Regions from separate parts of the Homo sapiens genome. Here region 1 is linked to region 2. Evidence: read pairs that join two places in POLR2A ChIA-PET (ENCODE). Cell type or tissue: A673. All regions are shown on one strand. Links, peaks and the distances in the headings refer to the core of each region. The heading gives the core; the rest is flanking DNA. Region 1 has its middle 770 kb from the start of BCKDHB. Region 2 has its middle 680 kb from the start of TENT5A.

Region 1 (11,228 bases), core at 2,152-10,151, 200 kb after region 2:
TCACTGGCACCTCAGTTATCTCAGTGCTCATTTGAAGATTCTTACTTGAAGATCAGTGTTTTAAAGTCTTAGAGTTTCTTCAAGCACAGCCTTAGCATCTCCTATCCAGAGTCCTTCTTTATGCACACATCTTTTCTGTAAGACAGTTGTCTGGGTAAAGCTTTTCGCATCTTTTCCGTAAGGATAGATTGCATATCTTCATACACATTAAGAGACATGGGTGGATTTAAACTTTTCACCTTTTTTATTTTTTATTTTTTTGAGGGAGGGTCTGACTCCCAGGCTGGAGTGCATTGGCAACAATCATGGCTCACTGTAGGCTCAACCTTCTAAGCTCAGGCAATCCTCCCACCTCAGCCTCCCAAGCAATTGGAAATACAGGCATGTGCCACCATGCCGAGCTAACGTTAAAATAAATAAATAAATGAATAAATAAATAAATAAATACATAAATACATAAAATATTTTTAAAAAAGCTTGTAGAGACAGGGTTTCCCTTCATTACCCAGGCTGGTCTCAGGCTTGTGGCCTCTAGCAATCCTTCTGCTTCAGCCTTCCTAAGTGCTGGAATTACAGGCTTCAGCCACTGTGCTCAGCCCAACATTTCACACTCTTATTCAACTTCTTCTCTCTGTATCCACAAAAATGTGTAATTAAAAAGAACTCATTGGGAGATTGGGAAGATATTGATAATCAAATATAAAATTAGTTAGGAAAAATAAGTTTAGGAGATCTATTGTTCAGCATAGTAATTATAGTTAATAACAATATATTGTGTACTTGAAATTTCCTGAGAGTATATTTTAAATGTTCTCATCACAAAAAAGATATGTGGGGTAATGCTTATGTGCATATTGCATTAGCTTGCCATGTATCACAAATCATGAGCTAACATAAAAATATATGATTTTTTGTCAATTTTTTTAAAAAATCACTAGTTAATTATTTTTAATAAGTGATTAGGCACGGAAAATTCATTTTCAATTCTTATGGAACTGTGGGTAGGTGTATTCATTTCAATAAAGTAGGAAAGGAAGCATGTGAGAGAGGGTAAATTTCTTTTTTGGTCTTCTTATCAGCTGGATCTCTGCCCTCCTCTTAGTCTACTAGGGAACATAATGAATCAGTTTCTGATCACTGGAAAGGCTATCAGGTCAAACTCCCATTCACAATTGCTACAAAGAAAATAAAATATCTAGGAACACAACTTACAAGGGATGTGAAAGACCTCCTCAAGGAGAACTACAAACCACTGCTCAAGGAAATAAGAGAGGACACAAACAAATAGAAAAACTTTCCATGATCATGGATAGAAATAATCAATATCATGAAAATGGCAATACTGCCAAAGGTGATTTATAGATTCTAGCTAGAGGATTGTAAACACACCAATCAGCACTATGTAAAAATGGACCAATCAGCACTCTGTAAAATGGACCAATCAGCAGGACGTGAATGGGGCCAAATAAAAGAATAAAAGCTGGCCACCTGAGCAAGCAGAGGCAACTCTCTCAGGTCCCCTTCCATGCTGTGGAAACTTTTTTCTTTGCTCTTCACAATAAATCTTGCTGCTGCTCACTTTTTGGGACCGCACCACCTTTAAGAGCTGTAACACTCACTGCAAAGGTCTGCGGCTTCACTTCTGAAATCAGCAAGACCACGAACCCACTGGGAGGAACAAACAACTCCAGACGCACCACTCTTAAGAGCTGTAACACTCACTGCGAAGGTCTGCAGCTTCACTCCTGAAGTCAGCGAGACCACGAACCCACCAGAAGGAAGAAACTCCAGACACATCTGAACATCTGAAGGAACAAACTCCGGACACACCATCTTTAAGAACTGTAACATTCACCGCAAGGGTCCGCGACTTCATTCTTGAAGTCAGCGAGACCAAGAACCCACTGGAAGGAATAAATTTCGGACACACTACCATTGACTTTCTTCACAGAACTAGAAAAAAAAAGACTTTAAATTTCATATGGAACCAAAAAGGAACCCATATAGCCAAGACAATCCTAAGCAGAAAGAACAAAGCTCGAGGCATCACACTACCTGACTTCAAACTATACTTCAAGGCTACAGTAACCAAAACAACATAGTACTGGTACCAAAACAGATGTTTGACCAATGGAACAAAACAGAGGCCTCAAAAATAACACCACTCATCTACAACCATCTGATCTTCAATAAACCTCACAAAAACACACAATGGGGAAAGGATTCCCTATTTAATAAATGGTGCTGGGAAAACTGGCTAGCCATATGCAGAAAACTGAAACTGGACCTCTTCCTTACACCTTATACAAAATTTCACTCAAGATGGATTGCAGACTTAAACGTAAGAACTAAAACCATAAAAACTCTAGAAGAAAACCCAGGCAATACCATTCAGAACATAGGCATGGGCAAAGACTTCATGTCTAAAACACCAAAAGCAATTGCAACAGAAGCCAAAATTGACAAATGGGATCTAATTAAACTAAAGAGCTTCTGCACAGCAAAAGAAACTATCATCAGAGTGAACAGGCAACCTACAGAACGGGAGAAAAATTTTGCAGTCTATTCATCTGACAAAGGTCTAATATCCAGAATCTACAAGGAACTTGAACAAATTTACAAGAAAATAACAGCCCCATCAAAAAGTGAGTGAAGGATATGAACAGACATTTCTTAGACATTTATGTGACCAACAAACATGAAAAAAAGCTCGTCATAACTGGTCGTTAGAGAAATGCAAATCAAAACCACAATGAGATACCATCTCACACCAGTTAGGATGGTGATCATTAAAGTCTGGAAACAACAGATGCTGGCAAGGATGTGGAGAAATAGGAAAGCTTTTACATTGTTGGTGGGAGTGTAAATTAGTTCAACCATTGTGGAAGACAGTGTGGCAATTCCTCAAGGATCTAGAAACAGAAATACCATTTGACTCAGCAATCCCTTTACTGGGTATATACCCAAGGGATTATAAATCATGCTACTATAAAGACACATGCACACACATGTTTATTGCAGCACTATACCCTATAGAAAAGACTTGGAATCAACCCAAATGCCCATCAATGTTAGACTGGATAAAGAAAATGTGGCACATATACACCATGAAATACTATGCAGCCATAAAAAAGAATGAGTTCATGTCCTGTGCAGAGACATGGGTGAAGTTGGAAACCATCATTCTCAGCAAAGTAATACAGGAACAGAAAATCAAACACTGCATGTTCTCACTCATAAGTGGGAGTTGAGCAATGAGAACACGTGGACACAGGGAGGAGAACATCACACACCAGGGCCTGTCAGGTAGTGGGGAGCAAGGGGAGGGAGAACATTTGGATAAATACCTAATTCATGTGGTGCTTAAAACCTAGATGATGGATTGATGGATGCAGTAAACCACTATGGCACATGTATACCTATGTAACAAACCTGCATGTTCTGCACATGTATCCCAGAACTTAAAGTATAATAATAAAATAAAACTGAGAAAGCTCCTTACACAGCTCTTTCCTGATGTGATCAGCAGGTAGCAACAATGATAAGAATTCTGAAATCCTTTTGTTAAGTGAACATGATATAAATAAAATCTAAATCAATGAACATTGTTTCAAACACATGGGCATTTTTCAGAATGATTTCACGTGAATACAAAGACTTCAGAAGCTATCATTGAGTTGAGAGAATGAGAAGGTTGCAGATTCTTTTAAAATGGTTCCACAGAGAATCTCAGAAATTAAAATAATCATGCTGTTAACAACAGAATCTGAAATGGATTCTAAAAAGAATGAAGGGTAAGCATAAAAATGCAAAAGAGAGTCTGATAGTTGGTAGCTGTATGTAAAGGAAATATTATCTTCATCTGTCTCTGACATACAGAAAACAAGTGCCAGTTTTAAGGTTATTCTTCAGTTTCTGCCAATATAGATAAGCTTATTGGAGAAGGCAAGAATTAGCAAGTTGCAGGACAGGTAGGAAAGCAGAATAGACCAATTTGTCACTTTCAGGGATGGAGTGAGAGGATGCATGGCAAAGCCCTTTAAGCATGTGTTCATACTATTCTCTTTTTTAAATAACCCATAAATACCAGAATGACATTGCATAGAAATCCTTTAAAAATACTTTATGCATTTTTACAGTATTAGCTCTTTTTATTGACCAGTCTGAACAGTAAAAGTGTGTATATATACACATATATATGAATACATATATGTGTACATACATATAGATGTCTAACAGATATATACCTATATGTTTATAAATGTATATGTATGTATACACACACACACACACAAACATACACATATTTGTACACATATTTATCTTGAGTACCACTATGGTTCAAGTACCATAGACAATATCAGAAAACAGCAAATACACAATCACTGATTATGGAACCAATAGTCTAGTAAAAAACAGGCAATAATGAAATACTACAATTTTATCATTATGCCAACAAGAAAAAATACGAAGATGATTTAATTCTAGTTAATACATTGCCAGGAAACTATCCAGTTCTATTACATAAACATGATGAAAAAATAATATGCATAAATGTATCCAAATTTAATTATTAATGATGATGTTTAATGTATTGATTAATTGCAAGAATAATTCAGATTCTTCACGGCTTCCAATAATAAGTAGAATATTAAGCTGACAAAAACAACAGCATAGACAAGCAAAAATAAGTGTGACTATTAATCAAATCTAGATGGTGGAAGATTCTGCAATCTTATCAAGCATATGAGAAAGAAAAATATCAATATATGTTGACACACAATTTTGAAACTCTTACAAATTAAAAAGAAAAGTGAAAAACTGAGAAAAGTATTTATTAAAATATGATAGAGCAAGTGCTAATGTTTTTAATAGGTGTACAGCTCTGGCAAATAAATAAGAAACCCCCAGTATTTGAGATGTTCCACAAGCACAGGAATGAAAAGATGATTTTTCCTGAAAAGCAAAAAAATAATGAATAGCTATTCAAAAATTGAAACTTACCAGTACTCTAAAGTATGCAATTAAAAATATGAATAAATACATTTTATGTAACAATTATATAACTTTACATGTTAATAATATTTGATAATGTTATGAGAAAAATCTAAATATTAAAGATAGTATAAATTGATTGAATTTATTTGAAAAAAATTGACAGCACATATCCAGAATCTTGAAATGTTTATACATTGTCACTTCTTAGACTCTTTCTTCAACGTACAAACTTTAGCATAATATAAGAAAAAATAAACTTAAAGATATTGTTGCAAAATAATATGGAACATAGAAAAATAAGATTCATTTTCAGTTTAATATAGTGTTCTGTCTGGCTGCCTGAAGCTCTTCAATACTAGAATTTCAACCTTCAAAAAGTTACATGAACTTCCAGAACTAGAGTCATCCTCAAAGTGGAAATTATAATATTATCTAACAGGACAGTTTTAAGTATTGAATAAAATAATGTATGTTATTACTACAGTGCATGGATTGCTTATCCACAGTTGGGTTTAATAAGTTTTTCAACTTTTTTTTATTTTCATTGTTCTGTAAGACCGTTGTCATTTTGAATTTTAAAATTATAGAATTTAGTCCACATTGGATAAGTCACTCACTATATCATTTTGAAGAAGTTCCACAATTTCTTTGTACCCTAATTTTCTCAGTTATATAATAGGTACAACAATATGTCATTGATGGCACAAATTTTAAAAAATTATGTGTATATACAGAGAATTACTATAAAAATAAAAGGCAATATTAATGTTTTCTTTTATCTAGTCAGCAAATATTAATGAAAATTACATTGACTGGAAAAATGTATCTGTATCAATTAATGAATAAGGAAAATAAGAAATGTTAGTTAAACCGGGTTAGTAAATTACATAACAAGTCTAAAAAATAGAGGAATGGACTTTAGGGAATAATATAATATTGGCAGAAGAATGAATTAAATAATTTAATATGTATTTTCCATGTCTGATTCACATGGTTATGTAAGCAATAAACTTATCTCTTCTCTGACTAGGCCAAGAACATGTCAGGTTAAAAATATGGTTCTCCAAAATATTGGGAAAATTAATTTGAAAGACAATTGTGTGAGACAAATTGTAGTGTATATTGAAAAATAAATAAAAGTGTTTTATTTACCCTTTCCTAATCTAATATTAGTGGAGGTTAATGCTTAAAAGCCCAGGTTTACAAAGGAAAGTTACTTAATTATCTAAGACTGTCGATGTGGTTTGAAAGGCTAAGTAAAAGTATAATGGTGGAACCCATAATCAACTCTAAAAGGTAAGCCCCTAGGCCTCTGGAGTCCTCTTTTATCAAGGTCCAGTGACAGAAAAAAACTGCAGTGTACACATCTGCAAAAACACACAGCTAAGAAGTAACAACACCTGGTAAACATTCAGCCCTAGAAACTGAAAGGTGAATTTAGGTGAACCCAGAAAAGTGGATTATTGTTAAGAAGAAATTATTTTTATTTAATAATTATTTTCCTCTTAATTTTGGATGTAGGGAAGAGTTAACATGTAAGAATTTGTGACAGCTACAGAGACAGGAAAGAAGAAAGGAAGGGAAGGAAGGAAGGAAGGAAGGAAGGAAGGAAGGAAGGAAGGAAGGAAACAAGCAGGGCAACATACAGAGACAATTGACTTCTCTTATTCCTATCTCCAGGGGAAAATATTTTTGAAACTGAAAGCTCAGGGAGAATCTTTGTTAAAAATTGTATTTTTCTGAAAATAAAAAGGTGCTAGAGAGCTGCTCCAAGTTTGTGAACAACTGTGTTTATTTCTGATCCCTCAGGCCTGAGATCCTTCTTAGGTCCAAGATGATCAATTCAAGTAATATCTCCCACCCCTCTTTTCTCCCTGAGACTGCGTCTATATACTTCACAGACCACTTCCATACTTTTACAAACACACTTTCTCTGGAAAAATTCCCTGCAAGCAACCCCCAGCAAGAGCTGTGAATTTTCTTCTGGAAGTAACTGGCCCTAATTTAGACATTGGAACCTTGCCTCTGTACTCCAGCCCTCCTGCAGTGCTGGCAGGATTCCATAGCGCAAGAATTGTTGAAGCCAACAGTTCATGGACAGAGAGAGGAGCAAGGTTATTGAGTCCAATATTGTGAAAGGGAAAGGTCAAATCCGGTCAAAAAAAAAATCAAAATGTGAGAATGTAATCTTTGTCTTATGTGGTCTTCTACACTCCCTGCTGTATGGTATCTCAAAGAGACAAATGTTTGTTCATACTCTTTTGAGATTGCTGTCTCAGAAATATACATATTTGAGTTTCAAAGAAAAGTTTAGCTACACATATGTTTAAAATTTAATGTATGAGATACTTCTTTCCTAATGAATATTTTCTTTTGATTATCATCTCACTTAGGAGCACTTGGAATTTTGCTGAAATAAGACTGTAACAAATCCCTTTTTTACTCTACACAATAATGTGACAAATTGGCATATAAGATCTTTCAAAAACTAGTAGGCCATATTTATTTATCATTTAAGTTTTTTATTTCAATCGGTTTTTGGGGAATAGGTGGTGTTTGCTTAAGTTCTTTATTGCTGATTTCTGATATTTTGGTGCACCAGTAACCAGGGCACTGTACACTGTATCCAACGTGTAGTCTTTTATCCCTCCCCACCCCCTACATTTTCCCCTGAGTCCCCAAAGTCCAATGTATCATTCTTATGCATTCACATCCTTATAGCTTAGCTCCCACTTGTAAGAGAGAACATATGATGTTTGGTGTTCCATTCCTGACTTACTTCACTTAGAATAATGGTCTCCAGTTCCATCCAAGTTGCTGTGAATGCTGTTATTTCCTTCCATTTTATGGCTGAGTAGTATTCCATGGTGGGTGGGTGGATGGATAGATGATAGATTGATAGATAGATAGATAGATAGATAGATAGATAGATAGATAGATAGATAGATATAGATAACATTTTCATTACTGATTGATTAATGGGCATTTGGGCTGATTCCATATTTTTACAATTGCAAATTGTGCTGCTATAAACATGGGCGTGCAAGTATCTTTTTTTGTGTAATGACTTCTTTTCCTCTGGGTAGCTATCCAGTAGCAGGATTGCTGGATCAAATGGTAGATCTACTTATAGTTATTTAAGGAATCTCCACACTGTTTTCCATAGTGGTTGTACTACTTTATATTCCCACCAACAGTGTAAGAGTCTTCCCTTTTCACCACATCCACACCAACATCTATTTTTTTTTATTATGGTCATTCTTACAGGAGTAAAGTCGTATCTATTGTGGTTTTGATTTGCATTTCCCTGATCATTAGTGATCTTAGACATTTTTCCATGTGCCTTTTAACCATTTATATATCTTCTTTTGAGAAGTGTCTATTCATGTCCTTAGCCCAATTTTTGATAGGATTGCTTTTTTTTTCTTGGTGATTTGTTTGAGTTCTTTATAGATTCTAGATATTAGTCATTTGTCAGATGTATACATTGCAAAGATTATCTCCCACTCTGTGGGTTGTCTTTTTACTCTGTTGATTGTTTCTTTTGCTGTGCAGAAGCTTTTTAGTTTAATTAAGGCCCATCTATTTATCTTTGTTTTTGTGGCATCTGCTTTGGGTTTTTGGTCATAAAATCTTTGTTTAAGCCATTGTCGAGAAGGGTTTTTCCAATGCTATCATCTAGAATCTTTATGGTTTCAGGTCTTAGATTTAAATCTTTAATACATCTTGAGTTGATTTTTGTATAAGGTCAGAGATGAGGATCCAGTTTCATTCTTCTACATGTGGCTTGCCAATTATCCCAGCACCAATTATTGAATAGGGTGTCCTTTCCCCGTTTTATGCTTTTGTTTGGTTGTCAAAGATCAGTTGGCTTTAAGTATTTGGCTTTATCTCTGGGTTTTATATTCTGTTTCATTGGTCTATATGCCTATTTTTTATACTAGTACCATGCTGTTTTTGGTGATGATAGCCTTATAGTATGAAGTTGGGTAATGTAATGCCTCCATATTTGTTCTTTTTGCTTAGACTTGCTTTGGCTATGGGGGCTCATTTTGGTTCCATATGAATTTTAGGATTGTTTATTCTAGTTATGTGAAGAATGATGGTGGTATTTTGATGGGAATTGCATTGAATTTGTAGACTTCTTAGGCAGTATAGTCATTTTCACAATATTGATTCTACTCATCTATGAGCATGGGAAGAGTTTCCATTTGTTTGTGTTGTGTATGATTTCTTTCAACAGTGTTTTATGGTTTTCCAAGAGGGACATTATATAATGATAAAAGGATATTTTCCAGTGGGGAAACATCACAATTCTAAATATATATGCACCAAACACTGGAGCTCCCAAATGTATAAAACAATTACTAACAGATGTAACAAATTAGATGGCCACACAATAATATTGGGGGACTGTAATACTCCACTGACAACACTAGCCAGGTCATCAAGACAGAAAGTCAACCAAGAAACAATGGACTTAAACTATTCCCTAGAACAAATGGGCTTAACACATATTTACAGAACATTTTACCCAACAACTGCAGAATATACATTCCATTCATCAGCACATGGAACATTCTCCAAGATAGAACATACATTATGCCACAAAACAAATTGCAGTAAATTTAAGAAAATCAAAATTATATCAATTACTCTCTCAGATCACAGTTGATAAAACTAGAAATCAATACCAAAAGGGACACTCAAAACCATGCACATACATGGAAATTAAATAACTTGCTCCTGAATGATCATTGGGTCAACAATAAAATCAAGATGGAAATTTAAAAATTCTACAGCAAAGACAGTACTTGAGAAAGTTCGTACCCTTAAATGCTTACATCAAAAAATCTAAAAAGCATGAATACACAATGTAAGGTCACAGTTCACGGAACTGGAGAAACAAGAACGATCTAAACCCAAACCTGGCAGAAGAAAAGAAATAATGAAGATCAAAGCAGAACTAAATAAAATTGAAACAACAAAAATAAAAATGATAAAAACCTGGTTCTTTGAAAAGTTAAACTTTATAGACCATTAGTGAGATTAACCAAGAAAAGAAGAGAGAACATCCAAATAAGCTCAATTAGAAACGAAATGGGAGATATTACAACTAATACCACAGAAATATAAAAGATTATTCAAGAATAATATGCACACTTTTATGCACATAAACTAGAAAACCTAGAGGAGATGGATTAATTTCTGGAAGTATACAACCCTCCTACATTAAACCAGGAAGAAATAGAAATTTTGAATACACCAATAACAAGCAGCAAGATTGAAATAGTAATAAAAAATTGCCCACAAAAAAAAAAAAAAAAAAGCCCAGGACCAGACAGATTCACAGCTGAATTCTATCAGACATTCAAAGAAGAATTGGTACCAATCCTATTGAGAAAGAAATCCTCCCTAATTCATTCTATGAAGCCAGTATCACCCTAATACCAAAACCAGCAAAGGACATATTGAACAAACAAACAAACAAACAAAAACACTACAGACTGATATCCCTGATGAACACAGATGCAAAAATCCTCAACAAAATACTAGCTAACTGGATCCAACAGCATATCAAAAAGATAATCCACCATGATCAAGTGGGTTTCATACCCAGGATGCAGGGATGGTTTAACATACTTAAGTCAATAAATGTGATACATCATAATTAAAAACAAAATCACATGATCGTCTCAATAGAAGCGGAAAAAGCATTTGACATAATGTAGCATTCCTCTATGATTAAAATCCTCAGCAAAATTGGCATAGAAAGGACATACTTGAAGGTAATAAAAGCCATCTATGACAAACCCACAGCCAACATTGTACTGAACAGAAAAAAGTTGAAAGCATTCCCTCTGAGAACTGGAACAAGACAAGGATACGCATTCACTTTAACCACTTCAATTCTGCATAGAAAGGAAGTGCTTACCAGAGCAATCAGACAAGAGAAAGATAAAAAAGGGCATCCAAATTGCTTGCTAATGATATGATAAATGTATACCTAAAAAACCCTAAAGACTCATCCAAAAGGCTCTTAGAACTGGTAAATGAATTCAACAAAGTTTCAGGATACAAAATTGGTGTACACAAATCAGTAGTTCTGCTATACAGCAGATCAAGCTGGGAAGCAAATCAGGAACTCAACCCCTTTCACAATAGCTGCCCCCCCCCCAAAAAAAATACAAGCATGTGAAAGACCTCTGCAGGGAAAAAATAATATGCCA
Region 2 (11,228 bases), core at 2,236-10,235:
TAAAGTGACATAATGTCTTGTATTTTCACCAACAGAATTCAGTGGAGAGGAAATGGAAGAGGATAGAGATGAATTAAGATTTTCATGATTTAATAACTATTGATACTATGTGACAGGTAAAGGGGTTCATTAGAGTATCTCTTTACTTTTGCATAAATTTAAATTTTTCATAATAAAAGTTAAAAATAAATACCTGTGGAGTGGATACAAAATGAAAAATATTCTTCTTGTCAGCTCTCATATTTTAGGAAAATATGTAAACTTCTTACAAGTCTACTTAGGGGAAAATATAAACATACCTAATTATCAATGAAAAACAAGTATGACTGCAAATAAAAGATTAAAAATTATAAGAGAATACTATGTACAGCTCTAGGTCAATTCCTCTATAAATATGTCCAAAACTGACACATTTTTTAGAAAAATAGAAATTATTAAGATTGTCTTGAGAATTGGAAATTGAAATAACCCAACTGGAACGCTAAATATTAAAACAAAACTATCAAATAATTGCCTTCAAAATAAACATCACAACCAGATGGCTTTAAAGGAAAAGTCTTTTGAATCATCAAGGAACAGAATATCTTATACAGTAAAATTTTATAATTACCATATCAGATTATTCAGTAAAGTCCACAATTTGGCACCACCTTCTACCCAAAAGCTATTTAAAAGACAAGCAATATTTAAATATAAAAATGCAAAATTAATAATAGTGTTAAAGAAAGAAAATAAAGATGCGATCTGCAGTTTGAACGTTTCGAGAACTTTCTGGAAGACTAAAAGAAGACATTGGAATGACAGAGGTTCAAAACAGAGTTGAGGGGCTGCCAGGCTATCATAGGTTAAGGATGGGCTTTCGAATAGAGTCCTTAACAACTACAAATTTAGTAAGAGAAGCTGGTGGTAAAGTGGAGATTAAGACAAAAGGCAGGAAATTAATTTAAGGTGTGTAAGAGCATTGGATGGGTCCTGGGCCCCCCAACTCACACTGTCTATGGCAACCATCTTAGAGCCACAGGTGCAGCCTAAGTTGCAGTAGATGCAAATCGGCAGTGTTCACGGATGGGAGAAAAGCAACTGATGATACCAATGTTCTTAGCACATGTACCCTAGAACTTAAAGTATAATTTAAAAAAAAAAGAAAGAAAGAAAAAAGAAAAAATCCTACAAGGTAAATGTAGGATTTACCTGTCTTAGATGCTGGGGGGGGAAAAAAAAAAAAGAATATTCTCAAAAATCACTTTTCAAAACTAAATTACTAGACTGAAAATATTGTAGTTGTGTGTTATAATAAGGGCTTGAAAGGAGGGGGCTTCCAATTTTCTGCATCAGACTGAACAAGGGCAACCACCATTTCTTTGGTGACGCAGAACTCTCATGTAATATCTGAATTCTACTTTACAGGAATTAAAAGTCGATGAATCTATTTACATTTGTTATTATACAAGCAAAATCTACAGATTTCTCATTCATGTATTCATTTTTTAACCCTCTGCCATATCTCTAAATTCTAGCTTAACTAATTCCTCTAGGCACCATCACTGCACATTTGCTCCAATCCATTTAAATTGATCCAACATGCCCAGGTAGGCAGGTCCTAGAAACACACGTGAATACACTCATGAGTTGTCGACTGAATCTGTTACCTTGTTTTAACCAATTTCGAATACCTGATCTGAACTTCCTAGTGTTCACTCTGTTTTTTCAATACTTCGAGAAACTCTATCTCCATCCCTTCTGTCTCAGTTTCCTACTAACAACCACTTTCCGTCTCTCTAATCTGGGGTACATTTTGTACTCACTTTCCTCACTTAAATGTAGAACTCTCTTTCAGGAAACAACTTTAAATTTGCTTTCCCATTCATGCACTATGGCTGTGAATAAAAGATGCTTCAATTGCGAGGCTCTATCCTATGAATAACCATTCATAGGATGGTTCCACCCTATGTAGAGTCACCACAGCACAGGAGCAAATTGGGAGGAAATGCAATAGATATTGCACGATTGTAATGGTGGTATATAATGTAAAAAATTCCCAGCACTATCCTCTCCAGAATATTGATGTGTTATGTGCTGCATCTTATGAAAGTGTCTTACCATTTAAAAAAAGCCAAATCTTCTTTGAAAGTCAGGTGTTGCAGGATTTGCTTGCGTTTCAACCCTATCCAAATAAGTGGATAATCCTATGAGGTTCTCTCTGATCTCAACACTGTGATCAGTAGTGATAGACTTTGTGATTTCTATTATGCAAACCAAAGAATGGGTGAAAGTCAATGCCTATTATATAATTACTTTAACTTTTACTTTTAAAAGATAATTTAAAAGTCTTACAGAGGAATTTGTATTTTGCATTTATTTTTCTTTAAGTTTTAGGGTACATGTCCACAACGTGCAGGTTTGTTACATATGTATACATGGATGTCTGCTTCTTTGAAAGCCAAATCTGGCATACTCTTCACCAAGTGGATAGCACCTCCTCTTTGATGGTGCTGAGAGTGTGGCATCTGTGAACTAGAGTCTCTAGTGCCTTTCTAGAAGCTAATAGAAAAGGTTATAAAAGAACATAATACTTATTTAAAAGTAGAGTGACTTTATATCCCACTTTTCCCTATAAAATAAAGATTAAATCTATCACCCAGAATTAATTACTTATAGTGCCCCCTTTTACTCCCTTATTTACTACCTTATTTACTCCCTTATTTACTGCCTTATTTGAAGCAAAAACGATATGGTGCCAATACCTGAAACCTATTTTCTCCCACAGATGAGTAAAATCTATTTCACCTTCAAACTAGACAAAACAAAGGAGGAATAAGTTACAGAGTGCAGCCTCCTGCAAAAGCAACAGTGAGGTGCCAATTCCTGAGAAATTTGAGAATTTGTGATATAGCTATTAGTCTACCGATTTAGCATACATAAAAAATACAATGTGAAAAAATGTTTCAATATGACAATAAAGCAATTAAATTAAATGTAACCACTTGCTATTAACACATCTTTCTTAAATAATAGTAAATAAAAATAACAGGATACCTAATAAAATGCACATGTGTTTAAGAAATGAAGCACAAATGTAACTGTGAAACATAGTTTAGAAAATAGAAATAACGTTGACATATTGGAATTAGAGGCACTTGAGGCCAGGAGGTTCAGACCAGCCTTGGCAAAGAGTGAGATCCCTGTCTCTTCAAAATACTTTTTAAATTACCTGGGTTTGGCGGTGTGCACCTGTAGTCCCAGCTAGTCAGGAAGCTGAGACGAGAAGATCGCTTGAGCTCAGGAGTTCAAGGCTGCAGTTGGCTAAGATCTCACCACTGCACTCCAGCCTGGGTAACAGAGGAAGACCCTGTATCTAAATAATGATGATAATAATAATAAGTAACTTATTCATTTATATATAAAAATTTCCATTCTATTGTTAATTGTGGAAAACAAGAGGAGAAAACCACAGAAAAAAAGGAATATAGTCTATCCATATAAAGATAAAGGTAAAAGACATTAGTATTAAAGAACAACTGTCAATCGTTCACAACGTGGCATTTTCTCATCTCTCTCATCCACCACACCTAGCAACAGTAAGCTAAGTAAGAAAATCATTTAATTTCAGTTACTGTTAAAATTTTTCTACCCTCAGTTATTAGCTGACATTCACATTGGTTTTCCTCCTCTTTGGGATTTCCAGTTGTCTTATTCTGTATTGAAATATATTCCTTTCACAAGGTAGGCGTACACCTATTTCCAGTTAATTTTGCAAGTCAGTGCCTTCATGGCTTAAAACAGAAAAATTTGTTCTTTATAGGCAAATGTGCCACTGCGAAGGACATTTTGGAAAGTTAGTGGTATCATCTGGCCTCTAGTGGAAGTTTGCACTAAATTCTTAAAGATGGAAAAAACACATACATGAAAAGCAATACTCTATTATTGAATATGAAATGGATCCATAAAAAAGAAAAGGATAGAGACTTTAAAGTTAGAGACCCTGACTCTGTGTTTCCATCCTGCCATGTAAAAGTGGTATGAACTTGGGTAAGTCATTCACCACCTAGGGGGCTAGTAAGGGACAAAAGGGAAAATAACTTGAAAGGGCGTCAGTGCAAAATCTATATATAGGTATTATATGTGCTATACATAGTATTATATGTAATATATGTGTGTATGCATATATATAGGATGTGCTTTATAGTCTGTATATATACACATACATATATAATGATGTATTAAATATATTGTCTATATTATATATGATGATGTGCCCTACAGTCAACTTATATAGACAATATCTATATATGTTATATATATAGATGGTAGAGCACATCATTATTACAGAAACATTAAAAAGCAAATACAGAGTATAAGTGTAATAGTATAGACACACATCTAAAAATAAACAAAAAAAAGTCTACATGTAACAATAAAGAGAATAAGATAGAAAAGAACTGGGATTCCTTCAGAAAATGCTGAAGTTTTCTTTGCAATTACAGGGCGGAGGAATGTATAATAACTTCAATTAAACGTGCAGTTATAGAAAACCTTAATTCATTCTTACTTCCCTGTAAATAATAATAATATGTAGCATAGTAGCAGCAGAATAATTCAGTGCTTTATAATATTTTGAATTGCCTCAAAAATAAGGTGCTGCCTCACCATTCTAACACTGAACGTTCCAGCAGATTCCATGATGGCTGAGGAATGTGGTAATTATAAATTGAGAGAAAGAAATTTTGAAAATGACAAAAAGAATTAAAATGACACCATAAGCACTGAATTTGAAAAGAAAGAAGGAGCTAGAATATTAGCTTATCTAGCCATTGGAATTAGACCCTTATTTAAATGGGACGTGACAGCTTAGATCACTTAATGTCCAATGCTAAAGTTCACAGGGTGCCTACTGTACACGGTAAAGATGGAAAATTGAATGCAGTGTGGTAACCAGATAAGGTGTAAATCCTTAAGGTTTTGTTTAAGTAGAAAATATTTTCAGATACTAATAAAGTCACTTTTAAAATAGTTTATAAAACTTCAAAGTAACTTATTTTTAAAATTGGCCTGAAGAAATTAAAACTAAGTGTAAAATGCTGTAGTTGTCCTCTGTTAATAAAACAGCTCAAGACTCAATAGAGTGCAATAAGGGAACTCAATAAATTTCTAGAAAATGTCAAGGTCCCCATTATTCTAATTACCACTTTGAAACTTAGGAGTTATTAGCCCCATAAAAAAGTCAACAAACTGAATGGGCTTTCACCAAAACCCACTGCACAACATCAAGCTTCTTTACAGGAGAGATTTCACCAAAATCTGTAAAATGAATTCTTGTTCTGGAGCTTATTTTGGTGCCTTAAAAGCCTACTTGTGTCTTAGAGTCCTGCTTTGCAACACGGGTGAGTTTAGTATTTCAGGAGCAGACACTAGGGGAAGCATTGAGCCTGCCAATTCAGAAACAGACACCAGCATGTCCTCAAGTCTTACAAAGACCACCTTTGTGGGCTGCATTATTTTCGCATCAGGCCGTGCTGCCCTGCCTTGTGTTGTGTTTTTAGTTTCTGAAGAATGCTGATCCGCTCTAAATGATCTACTGAAAACTGAGTGTTGAAGCACACACAAAAAGCGAAAAGTGCCAGTTAGCACATGCATAATTATTTCATGGCATACTGCGAATTAGCAAAGGCAACTTTCAGCTTTTTAATCTTGTATATGTTTTCTGGAAGCTGCTTCATATCCCCCTTTTCAGGGTTGATAGCTGCAGAGAAGAAAGGGAGTAGGGTATCAACGATATTTTCATGTGGAATAGCTTTTTAAAGATGGTGTAATAAAATCTCCATTAAAAGTGAACAAACATTGAATTCAGTATCTGCAGTATTCAGATCTTTAAAAAAAAAACTGGCTTAACCTCAGGAAATGGTATGAGCAATTATAGCTATTAAATTCACTTTGCACTAAATATAATCCAGCAGCGTATACTATTTAAGTCAATACCATGAATGACCATATCATGTGGACATACATACACATGCTCATTTTTGATACTATGTAGTTTTAATCTTATAAATATTCTATGTAGTATGTGTTAAGTGGAAGAAATGGTGAGTTTATGTGACCCAGTTTTCACCAAGATTCCGACATTAAGTAATCTTTATGACAGCATATTAGCTAAAGCTCTAGAAAGGTAGTATGAACTAGTATCTCTGGCCTTAATAATTGATGATAATTCATAATTTTAAAAAAGAGAAAAAGATAAAGAAGTACATTCTATACCAGAAAAATCCTAAATGCCTGTAGTGAGAGCAACTTTTCTGTATTCTGTAGGTAGCTGTTCAGAACTCTATGGGATTTCCCCTTTGTCTCACCACCAGACACCACCATGGGGCAAATAAATTTTAGGATAAGGTAATTTGTTTCTCTGCCTAGATATGGGATAATAGAAGAGAAAGTATTCAGCCTGTTCCCTACTTTTGGCAGGTTAAAATCAGTTGTATTTTTTAGAAAAATTGTGAAAAAAATGATACATTTCTGATTTCCTATTTACCTGTCTGTGCAACAACTCGTTGAGAACTGGAACATCATTTTTTTACTGACCACAGAACAGTGTTTCTTGTCTAGAACCTTCTGAATGAATGCTGTTTGAATTAATCAAGGCATTAACGAATTTCCCAATAGTCTCTTAGCTTTTATCACTGTGAAGTGTAGAGATGACAATATGGTAGAAAGGGGAGAATACCTACAACGTTTCTGCTATGCACCTCAACTCACTCTTGCCCTATCCCCAGTCCCAGCTCTCTCTCAAGGTTGTTTTGTCCTTTACAATCAGTGCTAGTAGGTTTTCATCTTTCACTGGAAAATTGATAATGAACAGTATACAGAAATATGTTCAGTGTATAATTCTTTACCAAATGTCCACCATTTGCCAAGCATTGTATCTGGGAATATTAACAGAGATTCAGAAGATAATATTTTACGCTCGTTGACAACTTATTTCTGTTTATAATAGCATCATTAAAATATTTGCAGAATTTTTAAAAACTTTCTACCATGTATTAGATATCAATTCTCACAATCACTTTATGAATTAAGTGTTATTATTATTTCCCACTTTCAGATGAGGAAACTAAGGCAAAGAAGAATTAATTAACTCACCCGAATTAATACAGCTGGTTCTTCCAGAACCAGGATTTGGACTGAAGTAGTCTGGCTTTGGAGAAGAGCTCTTAACCAATAAGCTATGTAGTAAAGGTTTTCTGGGTGGTGATGTGAAAGACTTAGCCATGTTTCATGGTTTCTGTGAGAAGCATATTTTTAGACTGTAATATTGCTCATTCTGTGACTTGGCCATGAATTTCAAGCAAATCACACATTTGCTAAACCACCCAAAAGAAATATATCCATTTGATAAAAGCTTTTTGTTTGAATTATCAGTTGAACATTATTTATTTACAAGCCTTCAACAAGTTGTAGCATTCACAAAAACATAGTAATTAATTTTAACTTCCCTTTGTGAACCTAAAATAAAAATGGGGTAATTGATATCTTGGTACACAGAATTCTGATCTACCTAAAAGCATGCTTAGCATTTTTCTTTAGTAACTTAAAAGAGTATTTGATAATTCATAAAGAATCCCAAAACTTATGGCCTTTTGTCTGAAAATGTTGTTTTATGAATTGAATTCCCTCTTACATCCTTTATGAATAAATCCTGTATCTTAGATTTTAATGATGTTTATTTTTATTTGACCTTAGTCTTTTTGCCCTTACAAGGAGATTTTAAGATTATGAATATGAGGAGCTCTACAGCAGTCTTTCCCTAGAAGTGAAATGACATCCGGCTAAATGGACTCAGTGGTTTAAGAGATGCCTGTCAGTCATATACTTTCTTTTATGTCCTAAATTGGGCATTGTTCTCAATCAAAATGCTTTATTGTTCTACAGTATTTTGCCTTCCTTTTTCTGGAGTATTGTAAAGTCTTTCTCTTTCCACTATAAATGTTTAATAGTTCATTCTTTGTTTATCAAATATGTATGAAGAGTCTACTATGTGCTGGTACTGCTTAGTTGGGAATATGAAAGCAAATCACATGTTGCATGATTTTTAAATTGCTTACATGGCATAAAATATCAGTTAATATAAAATAAAATATGCAATATATACAAATATATACATATATGTGTGTATATGTGTGTGTATATATATATATACTATGAAGTATGTATATGTATATAGATATATATGTGCTATAAAGTTCACAACAAAATAAAAGCCTATAATCCAACCAAAGAACAGAATATCATCAAAATCATCAAATTTACATGTCCATTCCCTATTCCATTGTCCCCTGCCTCCCTTCAAAAGATAACCACTATTTAAACTTTTTTTTAATTTCCTTTATTTCTCTTGATTCTTCTTATCTTCATTCTCTTTCTTTAGAAATTTTACTATAGGCATATATACCTACTTTCACTGTTTTGTAATATTTTATTCTTTAAAAAGATGCATATTTATCCATCTCCTGTTGAGGGAACTTTGAGGTATTTTCAGATTTTGCTATTGTGAACAATATTGCAATGAACATTCTTGGGTAGGTTTCTTAATGCATCTTCCAGAATTTCTGGCATATATGCCCAGTAAAATTTCTACAGATAATGAGAAGATCCACAATTTTAAGAGAGTGATAAGTTGTATCCAATATGATAACAAATTTCACTGTCATAAACATTGCGTAAAAGTCACCACTCAATGTTTGAAACTATCAGATGCCTTAAATTTTGCAAAAATTAAGTGTGTACTAAATAATATTATAATATGGATGTTTTACAATTTCAGTGGTTTCTAATGAAGTTTAATACTTTTTATACGCATATGGGTAGTTATTTCCCCTTCTATAAAGTGCTAGTTCATTTCATTGACTCCCTTCTTTTTTATTTACCATTTTAACATAACATTAAAGCTTTGAATCTATGAAGAAGCAATTTTGATGTATGGTGTGAGTTAGGAAGCCCACTGCAATTATTTTTTAATGGATATGCAATTGGCCTGGCACCATTTGTTTCCTGATTGATCCACTCCCAAGTGATCTTCGAAGCCATCTTCCTTATGTGTCAAACGTAAAACTGTTTCTGATATCTCTATTCCATTCCATTGGTACTTCTCTATTCCTGTGCCAATAGGTCATGGACTTAATTAGCTCTATGACTTATTCCTATTTTTCTTTTTCAGGAGTACTTGTATTATCATCAGTCATCAAATAATCTCATTTAAATTACATTTATTCATCAGTTTGGAGAGAATGACATCTTTATGGTATGAAATCTTGTTAGATATGAAGACATTACTATAATGTATTAAATAAAGTTTTATATTTTTATATTTATGAAGGTTTTGCTGTTTTTTATTTCTAGGTGCTATGTTATGATTTCTTCTTAAATCAGTTTTACGAAGTGATATTTTATAGAAATACAACCTCCAATAAATCAAACATTTTATATACACATTTTAAATATTTTGAAAACTTTGCTAATTTTAATTGTTTGAACTATCAATAATTGTGAGATGTGTGTTAAAATTTCCCACTGCAGTGTATCTTTGCAAATTTTTCTCTGGAATTTAGACATTTTTGCTCTATATATTTTGAGGCTTTATTATTTAGTACATTCCAGTTGTTCTGTAAATTGAAACTTTCAGTTTCTAATGAATGTGTTTAGTATTTGAGGTTGCTTAATAAAGAGGCGGTTAATATATTTACCGTGGGCATATTATTTAGCCAATGATGCCTGAATATATTGTTTGTTCAGAATTAACTGAGCTTACCAACACTCAGCCATTAATTTATTCAATAAATATTAACATGAGCACCTATACCTGGTCACTGCCCTCGGCAAAGGAGACACAATTTAAGAAAAGATCAACAAAGTCTCAAATGGTGATGGTAATCTAATGGTAGAGATATATAATAAAATAACTATTAACTTTGTAAGTGGCTAAATAAGAAATTTCAGTAAAATGTGATGGATAATATGAGAAAAAAATACAGTGTGCAATGGAAGCATGTTGAAGGGACTCCTACTCCAAGCTAGAGGAGATGTTAAGAGGGAATCATGAGAAGTCTTTTAAGGGGATTGACCTACAGACTAAGACATGTTTGATTTCAAGTTAGGTCAGTGAATGGGGAGAAGGGAGAGGAGAAGGCAAACAATATTCTAAATATACACATATTCTAAGCACTGCCTGTTGGAAGTAAAGCAGTGAGACAGAGCCTGGCATAGCTGTGGAGCTGAAATGAATCCCAATGACTGTAGCTTGGCAGGAGTAAGAAAATTGCCTAGAAAGCAGTTTGAGGAGGAAGCTACTAGTCAGGTGCTGAAAGTCTCATAAATCCTGTGAGTCCACTTGCAATCTTGGCACCCTAAGGCATCTGAAACAGAAAAGTGGCATGACCATATTTTAATTTCGAGATCATGCTAGCAACATACAATGAATGGATTAGAAAGAGCCAAAATGGTAGGCAGGGGATCTGAGAAAGAGAAAATTTTAATAATGATGGACAAGAAGGCACAGTCAACAGGACTCTGTTATCAATTAGGTACAGAGGGGTGAGGTAGCGGGAAAAGTCAAAAATAGCCCTCAGATTCCTGTCTTAGGGGAGAAATATGATACCACTCACTAAAATTAGGAATTAAGAGAAGAAGGAATAAGAAAAGTTTCAGTTTGGAAGTCACATTTGATGCATCTGGAAGACATTGATGTATAGATTTCCACTAAAAAGTGGCAAGCTAGAACATGGGAGAGACAGCTGAGCAGAAAATAGGACTTTGTGAGTTAATCATTAGACTTTGATAGTTGAAGGTGTGTAGGAAGTTGAGATATCTCAGAGACTAGGATAAGAATGAGACTAGGGAAGCCTAGAAAGTATTGAAAAGTGTTTAAAAATGTAGTATTAAGAACTCCAGGCCGGGCACTGCCAGTGGCTCACACCTGTAGTCCCAGCACTTTGGGAGGCCGAGGCGGGCGGATCACAAGGTCAGGAGATACAGACCATCCTGACTAACATGGTGAAACCCCATCTCTACTAAAAATACAAAAAATTAGCCGGGCGTGGTGGTGGACGCCTGTAGTTCCAGCTACTCGGGAGGCTGAGGCAGGAGAATGGCGTGAACCCGGGAGGTGGAGCTTGCAGTGAGCCGAGATTGCTCCACTGCACTCCAGCCTGGGAGACAGAGAGACTCCATCTCAAAAAAAA

Evidence for each region. Peaks named below come from ENCODE experiments on the same cell type or tissue, not always from the same donor. Only the 100,000 strongest peaks of a DNase experiment are listed, where the experiment ranks them.
Region 1: POLR2A ChIA-PET joins it to region 2 with 10 read pairs; 2 of 35 experiments call an interaction of 5 or more read pairs at or near these places.

Annotation. Positions count from the first base shown.
Region 1 is chr6:80,868,238-80,879,465 of GRCh38, reverse strand. No RefSeq gene overlaps it. Among named protein-coding and RNA genes, the nearest start is that of BCKDHB, 770 kb to the right of the region's middle. In A673, for the core only: no CTCF peak of the experiment used is centred there; DNase peaks (open chromatin) are centred at 6,325, 6,695 and 7,045; H3K27ac peaks cover 3,395 bases.
Region 2 is chr6:81,070,381-81,081,608 of GRCh38, reverse strand. No RefSeq gene overlaps it. Among named protein-coding and RNA genes, the nearest start is that of TENT5A, 680 kb to the left of the region's middle. In A673, for the core only: a CTCF peak has its summit at 5,417; a DNase peak (open chromatin) is centred at 5,418; H3K27me3 peaks cover 847 bases.